Linked DNA regions of Homo sapiens: region 1 is linked to region 2. A link is an interaction called in ENCODE POLR2A ChIA-PET data of the cell type or tissue named here. Cell type or tissue: MCF 10A. All regions are shown on one strand. Links, peaks and the distances in the headings refer to the core of each region. The heading gives the core; the rest is flanking DNA.

Evidence for each region. Peaks named below come from ENCODE experiments on the same cell type or tissue, not always from the same donor. Only the 100,000 strongest peaks of a DNase experiment are listed, where the experiment ranks them.
Region 1: POLR2A ChIA-PET joins it to region 2 with 5 read pairs; 5 of 35 experiments call an interaction of 5 or more read pairs at or near these places.

The regions. Positions count from the first base shown.
Region 1 is chr11:111,559,198-111,563,596 of GRCh38, forward strand. LAYN (layilin) reads left to right here. Exons shown (of 7, transcript NM_178834.5): 7 at 898-2,548. The coding sequence ends at 1,261. Among named protein-coding and RNA genes, the nearest start is that of LAYN, 21 kb to the left of the region's middle. RefSeq lists a silencer at 2,807-3,101. In MCF 10A, for the core only: no CTCF peak of the experiment used is centred there; no DNase peak of the experiment used is centred there.
Region 2 is chr11:111,507,951-111,512,349 of GRCh38, forward strand. It overlaps BTG4 (BTG anti-proliferation factor 4), which reads right to left. Exons shown (of 5, transcript NM_001367975.1): 1 at 4,231-4,399. MIR34BHG (MIR34B and MIR34C host gene) reads left to right here and starts at 2,652. Exons shown (of 2, transcript NR_147706.1): 1 at 2,652-2,922. RefSeq lists an enhancer at 2,092-3,291. In MCF 10A, for the core only: no CTCF peak of the experiment used is centred there; a DNase peak (open chromatin) is centred at 2,601.

The DNA of each region.
Region 1 (4,399 bases), core at 230-4,229, 51 kb after region 2:
ACATGTACTCCTTTATTAATGCTTCTTTATTTAGTGCTGGGTATAATTATTATAATTTTGAAGTAGAGATGAGGTTAAAATATTTCAAGGCATCTATAACTGTGATATGAAAACATCTATAATTTCTAGTAGTGATCAAGTCAAAGATATTAATCCTGCTGTTTTATCTCTTACATTCATAATGGAAGGACATGCTAAATTTCACTTATGGATGAGTCGTGTTTTTTGTTGTTTTGGTTTTATTTTATTTTATTTTATTATTTTATTTTATTTTATTTTATTTTTGAGACAGGGTCTCACTCTGTCGCCCAAGCTGGAGTGCAGCGGTACCATCACAGCTCACTGCGGCCTTGACCTCCCAGGTTATCCTCCCACCTCAGCCTCCCAACTAGCTGGGACTGCAGGTGTGCACCACCATGCCTGGTTAATTTTTGTATCTTTTATAGGGACGGGGTTTTAACATGTTGCCCAGGCTGGTCTCAAACTCCTGGGCTCAAGTGATCCACCTGCCTCAGCCTCCCAAAGTGTTAGGATTACAGGCGTGGGCCACTGTGCACAGCTGAGGTGTTTTTTTGTTTTTTTGGGTTTTTTTTGTAATGTGGTATTTTTTCTCTATTCAGTTCTATCCCTGGACACTCCAGGGACTCTAGGGAACCCCAGGATAATAACCCTGCCCACACTTGGGCAGCAGTGAATGACAGATACACAATCACTTTGAACATAACATCTCCCTGTTTGGTTCCCTCCCACTCCGAAGCCCTGGCCTGTAAGTTACATAGACGAGACATGCAGCTGGGTGACTGCCCAGGGCTGCTTCCTCTCGTCTCAACAGGAAGCACAAGGGTATTCTCAATCACCTGGTCTAAAACACTCAGCCCTGGTTTTCTTTCTTCCTAGAAAACGGGAGCAGCCAGACCCTAGCACAAAGAAGCAACACACCATCTGGCCCTCTCCTCACCAGGGAAACAGCCCGGACCTAGAGGTCTACAATGTCATAAGAAAACAAAGCGAAGCTGACTTAGCTGAGACCCGGCCAGACCTGAAGAATATTTCATTCCGAGTGTGTTCGGGAGAAGCCACTCCCGATGACATGTCTTGTGACTATGACAACATGGCTGTGAACCCATCAGAAAGTGGGTTTGTGACTCTGGTGAGCGTGGAGAGTGGATTTGTGACCAATGACATTTATGAGTTCTCCCCAGACCAAATGGGGAGGAGTAAGGAGTCTGGATGGGTGGAAAATGAAATATATGGTTATTAGGACATATAAAAAACTGAAACTGACAACAATGGAAAAGAAATGATAAGCAAAATCCTCTTATTTTCTATAAGGAAAATACACAGAAGGTCTATGAACAAGCTTAGATCAGGTCCTGTGGATGAGCATGTGGTCCCCACGACCTCCTGTTGGACCCCCACGTTTTGGCTGTATCCTTTATCCCAGCCAGTCATCCAGCTCGACCTTATGAGAAGGTACCTTGCCCAGGTCTGGCACATAGTAGAGTCTCAATAAATGTCACTTGGTTGGTTGTATCTAACTTTTAAGGGACAGAGCTTTACCTGGCAGTGATAAAGATGGGCTGTGGAGCTTGGAAAACCACCTCTGTTTTCCTTGCTCTATACAGCAGCACATATTATCATACAGACAGAAAATCCAGAATCTTTTCAAAGCCCACATATGGTAGCACAGGCTGGCCTGTGCATCGGCAATTCTCATATCTGTTTTTTTCAAAGAATAATAAAATCAAATAAAGAGCAGGAAACAGAGTGTTAGTCTGTGTCTACAGCCCTTCCTCTGCATGTGGCCACAGGGGACCTTTTTTTGTTTCTCCTGACATCCAGACTTGGAAATATCTAACTACTTGCAAAACTAAAAATGAGGCCAGGCGCAGTGGCTGACGCCTGTAATCCCAGAACCTTGGGAGACCAAGATTGGAGGATAGCTTGAGTTCAGGAGTTCCAGACCTTCCTGGGCAAAATAGTGAGACTCTGACTCTACAAAAAATTTAAAAATTAGCAGGGCATGGTGGCATGCGCCTGCAGTCCCAGCTACTCAGGAGGCCGAGGTGGGGGAATTGCTTGAGCCCAGGAGGTTGAGGCTGCAGTGAGCTAGGATCACGCCACTGCTCTCCTGCGTGGGCAACAGAATGAGACCCTGTCTCTAAACAAAAATATTTTTTAAAGAAACTAAAAATGAAATTTGAGTCTCAGCTTCTAGGCTTATGTACTCCCATCCCTGATACTACACGTTGTTCTGTTTGCATGTTTGTTACTGCAGCATCAACATAACATGACTAATAATGATGACAGTTCTACCTTTTGTTGACAGACCTCATTGTTTCAATTGTGTTTGGCCTCAAATTCAGAGAAAAGTTTCTCAGCCCAGCATCAATCATATACACATTGGAGGTCTGAAAGCCATTATTTAAATCACCAGCAATTTCCCTCAATCAGCTTCATAATCTCATATTTTAACCTTTCCTCATATGTCTTATTTTTTAATAGCTCAGCAACTTTGCTTCACATATGGAGCCCCAACCTCTAGAGTTAACTAGTCTGGGTCAAAGCAGTATCGAATGTAGTGGATTGGAATCCCTGCCAAATTATCTGCCCTACTGCAGAACTGAATATACTAGGAAACAAAACTCCCTGTTTTGGGAAGTGTGTTTTGTGGTTACATTTCAAGCAAAAACTGAGCACATGGTCCTGAAGGACTGATTCACTGCTCTAAAATGCCCAAGGTTCCATTCTTGCTTCAGACAGCCTCGCTCTATCATCTGCCCTGTATCCTGCACTGTGCCCCACAACTCTGGCCCTTATTACACTGCAAGCTTCGCTAGTAGGAATCCTATCTGCCGGTCAGCATCATGGGTCCTGCAACCCATGGCAGCACCTTGCAGGGTAGGCAATCAATGTCTATTGAATGGATGAACAATGCATCTTTTCAGACTGATGTCAAATAGTTTGAATATTTCAGCTTAAAAGTTTGTTTTTCACAGTCCCCCTAGGTGGAGGAGGTAACTGAGTCATTGTAATTGGAATGCCTCCCAAGAAGGAAGCATAGTAACAAGTAAACAGATGCTGGTGAATTGTGCTAACAACTTACTTTATGTCACTCATGCTTGAACTGAGGACCCACTGTTAATCTATAAAGGGAGTAAGGTTGTAATCAGAACAGACCCTCAGCATCTTCCCTTCCCTTTTTTCATTAATGTGTTGTCTCTTCTGGGACCTAGAGATCTCTTCTGTGTTTGTACACAGCCAGTCTTACCCTGCATTTTAATTATTCACTTTCTTTTTCCTCCTCAGGTTTACTAGCCTGAGTTTACCCAACTCCATTTCTATCTCTAATAATTGCACTTCACTTATGTAACAAATATTTGCTAAATGTTAAGGGTTTGCTATGTTCCCGTTGAGCTTGAGCTTATTCATTAAGCTAGTATCATATGGAAATTTAGTAAGTTTGTTTCATAATTGCTATGATTTGAATGTTTGCCCCCTTCAAAACTCAGGTTGGCCAGGCATGTTGGCTCATGCCTGTAATCCCAGCACTTTGGGAGGCTGAGGCAGGAGGATTGCTTGAGCCCGGGAGTTCAAGACCAGGCTGGGCAACATAACGAGACCCCGTCTCTACAAAAAATAAGAAAATTAGCTGGGTGTGGTAGTGCATGCCTATAGTCCCAGCTATGCAGGAGCTGAGGTGAAAGGATTACTTGAGCCCAGAGGTCAAGGTTGCAGTGAGCTCTGATCATGCCACTGCACTCCAGCCGGAGTGACAAGTGACATCCTGTTTCAAAAACAAACCAACCAAGAAAAAAAGACAAAAAAAACCTCATGTAGAAACTTATTCCCCAATGTGGCAGTATTGACAGGTGGGGTCTTTAAGAGATGATTGGGTCATGAGGGCTTTGCCCTCATGGATTAATGGGTTTTCACAGGAGTAGGACTTGTGGCTTTATAAGAAGAGGAACAGAGACCTGAGCTAGCACCCTCAGGCCCCTCACCGTGTTACGCCCTGCGCTGCCTCAGGACTCTATAGAGAGTCTCCACCAGCAAAAAGACGCTCCCACATGCAGCCCCTCAACCTTGGACTTCTCGGCCTCCAGAACTATAAGAAATACATTTTGTTTCTTTATAAATTACCCAGTTTTAGGTATTCTGTTACAAGCAATAGGAAATGGACGAAGACAACCATTTAAAACCGTATTTCCCAACCTTTTTTTCCACTGTGACACACATGACAGATAAAATGTATGTATCAGACAACCACTTTGGTCTCTTTACTCGACAAGCATTCCTGTTTGTTTGTTTGTTTGTTTGTTTTTTGAGACGGAGTCTCGCTCTGTTCCCTAGGCTGGAGTGCAGGGTCATGCGATCTTGGCTCACTGCAGCCTCCACC
Region 2 (4,399 bases), core at 376-4,375:
TTCAGTTCTGGCCTCCTACCAGAGTTCTAACTCCACATATCTAACTCCACCACAATATTCTTCCATGACCTAAAACTAAACATGCCTATACCTAAAATCACAATTATTCTCTGACTAGATTTTCCCCCTCAACACCTCTACTTTTCGTCGAAGTCTGGAAGTTAATCTTATTCCGTTTGTTCACTTGAACCAGTTATCAACCAAGTCATGCAAAGTTTCCTTCACAAAGTTTCTCTCTTCATCCCATATTTTCTACATCACCTCGTACTGAAATTTACTAATCTCCTAAATGGTCTTTCAGTCTCCTCTGTCTCTCCCTCTTCTAATCTATGCTACTTTATGAATCCTTATAAAACAACACATTGTATACATCTGGGGCTCCTTGAGCAGAATAATGAAATTGAAACTCCCTGGGCTTTTTTTTTTTTGGTGAACTTCACAGAAACGTATGAGCAGGCAGGTAAGTAGGATCATGGAGGACTTTAAATGTTAAAGTCCTCTTTAATCTTATTTCCCCAATGGGAACACACTCATTGCTCTTCCAATTGGCCTTATACATTACAATCTCCATAAATTTGCTTGTGTTTTTCCTTCACAAATTGCTCCTGCTACCAAAACATTCCCTCTTCATCTCTAGTATTTTTGCTTCTAGGCTCATCTTTTCCATATAGCCTTCTCTGTGTCCTAACCTTTGATAATTTTCCTTTTCCTTTTTCCTAAATGTTGGCAATAATGAAGTTTGTATTAGTCATCAGGATTCCTGAAGCACTTTTTCATATAACCATCTTGATATTAAATAATTATATATAATATAAATAGAATATATAACACAAACATGAATTCTTAATCTATTACTATAAGTTATATTAAGATATATTCATATTACATACTAATATAATTAACATATTAATTATCTATATATACACACATTGTCCATCTCACCAACTAGACCACATAAATCCTTAGAGATTGTTCTCTAAAGATGGAAAATATGCAACCTGTTTGCTCCTACTGAAGCCATACCTAAGAGCTCCGGCAACTTTAATTATAGAGACTATTTTGTTAGACTGCTTATGATTTACCTGAAAGATAAATTAACATTTTATACTGAAAGCAACAGTATTGATTAATCAATAAATATAAACAAGAAGCTAATTAAGAATCTGGTGCACTCTTACTAATGAGAGTACAATGAAATGAAACTAGAAATATGGAATTATAAAAACCGCTGGCAGTTCATTTTAGCTCAAAAGAAAATCTTCTCCCATAAATAGATTCAATTATTTTTAGTTCTTCAAAGGCACTGAATTGACTTCAATTTAGTCTTGCTTCAACATATAAACTAGTTTCTAGGTATACTATCAAGAAGTTTAATAATCTGACATTTATTGATCTATAAACCAAGATATGGTTTTATATTTCCTATGAGTAAATATGCATTTAAAAAAACAGGTTTAGGCCAGGTGCAGTGGCTCACTCCTGTAATGCTAGCACTGTGAGAGGCCAAGGGGGGTGCGGTGGATCGCCTGAGGTCAGGAGTTCGAGACCAGCCTGGCCAACATAGTGAAACCCCATCTCTACTAAAAATACAAAAAATTAGCCAGGCATGGTGGTGGGCGCCTGTAATCCCAGCTACTCAGGAGTATGAGGCAAAAGAATCGCTTGAACCTAGGAGACAGAGGTTGCAGTGAGCCAAGATCACGTCACTGCACTCCAGCTTGGGCAATAAGAGCAAAACTCCATCTCAAAAAAAAACAAAAACAAAAACAAAAACAAAAACAAAACAGGTTTATAAAGAAGCTGCTAAAATCCAGTAATTTCTAATTAGTCTAATTCTTCATTTCTTCCTCTTCCAACAACATCCTTCAAAAGCTGTGGGAGATGGTGAGTTTGTATGTATTGAAGGGAGGGATATGTTGTCTCCAATTGTCTCCATCTTTTTTTTTCTTTTTTCTTTTTTCTTTTTTTTTTTTTTTTTTGAGATGGAGTCTTGCTCTGTCACCCAGGCTGGAGTGCAGTGGCACGATCTCGGCTCACTGCAACCTCTGCCTCCCGGGTTCAAGCTATTCTCCCACCTCAGCCTTCCAAGTAGCTGGAACTACAGGCGCGCACCACCACGCCCAGCTGATTTTTGTATTTTTAGTAGAGACAGGGTTTCACCATGTTGGCCAGGATGGTCTCTATCTCTTGACCTCGTGATCCGCCCGCCTTGACCTCCCAAAGTGCTGGGATTACAGGTGTGAGCCACAACCCCCGGCCTGTCTCCACCTTTTCTAATTCCCAATTCCCATCAATCTAGTCTTGTATCTAGAAGTGGTAAATTAAGTCAATATAAATGTGCCAAAGCTAAAGCAGAAGGTATTTGTTTTCTACACTCTTCTTGGCTTCCTCCTAGTCATCAACCTTGTCTCTCCTGATAGCTCCTTTTCCATCTCCCTAATCACCAAAAGCCCAGAAATTAAAACAGTAAACAATTCCCCTGAAAGGTGCCTTCCTTGTACTGTCTAAAACAAATGCAATCCTCTGTGTGGGCATTTAAAACACCACAAGCATTCTTACTTAGATTAAATCATGGGTCTCCCTGGTCTCCAGGCATGCCTAGACATGAACCATAAAGGGAATGAGATCCTTGGAGTTTCTCTAGTAACTGCAGGCCAAATCAACAGCAACCCTAAGAACAAGCATTCTTTTTTTTTTTTCAACAGAACTAGGCCACACATATTTTTTGTCGTTATTTAAATTTTTAGTTGTACTACATAGAAAATAAACTCATTTTAAAAAGTTATTTCAGTAGGCAATGCATCTTCATGACTTTTACATATGAGTTTTATTTTTTATTACTTTTGAAGAAAAGTCTGTAGAAACCTACTTTTCAAGGCATCTGACCCAACCATTGCCTTGGATGGCAGCAATCCAGCTCAGGTAAGATATTTAAGATGCAACTAATAATCATAAAACATCAGTTGGGAAGAAGTGTTCGATATAGTATTGGGTAAAAGTGACTAACAATTTGGTAGAAGAGAATCATTTTTATAACTATCTCCTAACCAAGATTTCTCTAAGTCTGCATATTGTTAATGGAATGAAGACTATTTTGCTCCTAGTTTCATGTATGTATATTTAGGTGAATGTGAGTCATTTATGTAATGTGTGCTAAAACACCGTGCCCCTCACAAAGATAAGATGAATACAAAATACAGTTATTGTAGATGGCTTGTCTTTCACAATTTAATTCTACGAGTTAATTTTTACAATTAACATTTTCTGTGCTACATATTTTGTATTTTGGTTTCTTTCCCTTCACTATGGGGTGTACAGAACAAAGTATGCATTTGGAAAAAAAGTGCTGTCTTTCATATGCAAAGAAAATGCTATAACTTATTCAAACATCCTTGGGCAGTTCTTTAGTTGTTTTAATAGTGTGAGTTTGTAGTTTGTATTGAATGATCCAGATGACCTGCCCCTGTTCATGTTACTTGTGGCATCTATGAGACCATTTGCTGGTTTTAGGGAATCAATCTATAGGTGGGAAGTTTTCTTTTGCAGAAACTAATTTAGAACTAAGCCTTTGGTGTCAGCAATGGGTGCTCTATACTGGATGCATGAAGACCATATTTCTAGGGGAGGCTGCTTCCAGCTGAATTTCACAAGGTGAGGATAAAGAGAACATTCCTTATCCTCTCCTGATTAATTCATTAAAGGCAAAGGAGGGGAAGGAAAGTTATTAGCAGAGATCTCCCAGAAGTCCTCTGTAACTGTCCCTTTTGCCCAACTGTCACAAGATACTGTTTTTCTGGCATCCACAGCCCTAACCCTGAATATCCAAATGTACTCGTGCATCAAGGATCTACTCAAGTCTCACCTCCTCTGGGAACCTTCTTTGACCTATTACAGCTCTCATTGAGGACCTCCCTTCTATTTCTGATACAAATAGTTTCTACTATTCTAAATAGTCCCTAGTTTAGTAATTTATTATATATATACTGTCTTGAATGGTATGGCCTTGATCTCAAGAGGACCACGATTTGATGTAACTAACAAGCTGCCTGGCTCACTATTTGACTAGAAGGCCCAGGCTTCACATCACTGCATGGCCCTCTAAGAGTATAAGGCCAAGTCCCCAACAGAGCACAGAGGTGCAGATGAGACTCTCCAAGCCATCCTCCCATATGTCAGAGGCTACCCAAGCCCACCTCCATTTGGAAAATTCAAACCTATAATTTGAGGTACCTGGGAAGCCGCTTTCCCAGGGCGGAATGGTCACGGAAACTGGGTAGGCTGGGGGCCTTCTTGGGGAATGAGGGAGTGGAGGAGCTCTTTGTCCCTCCTGCTAGATCAGAAAGAGAAACGTCTCAAGAATCTGGGCCTCCATCTTCTAGGCGTCTCCCTTGGAGGCCCT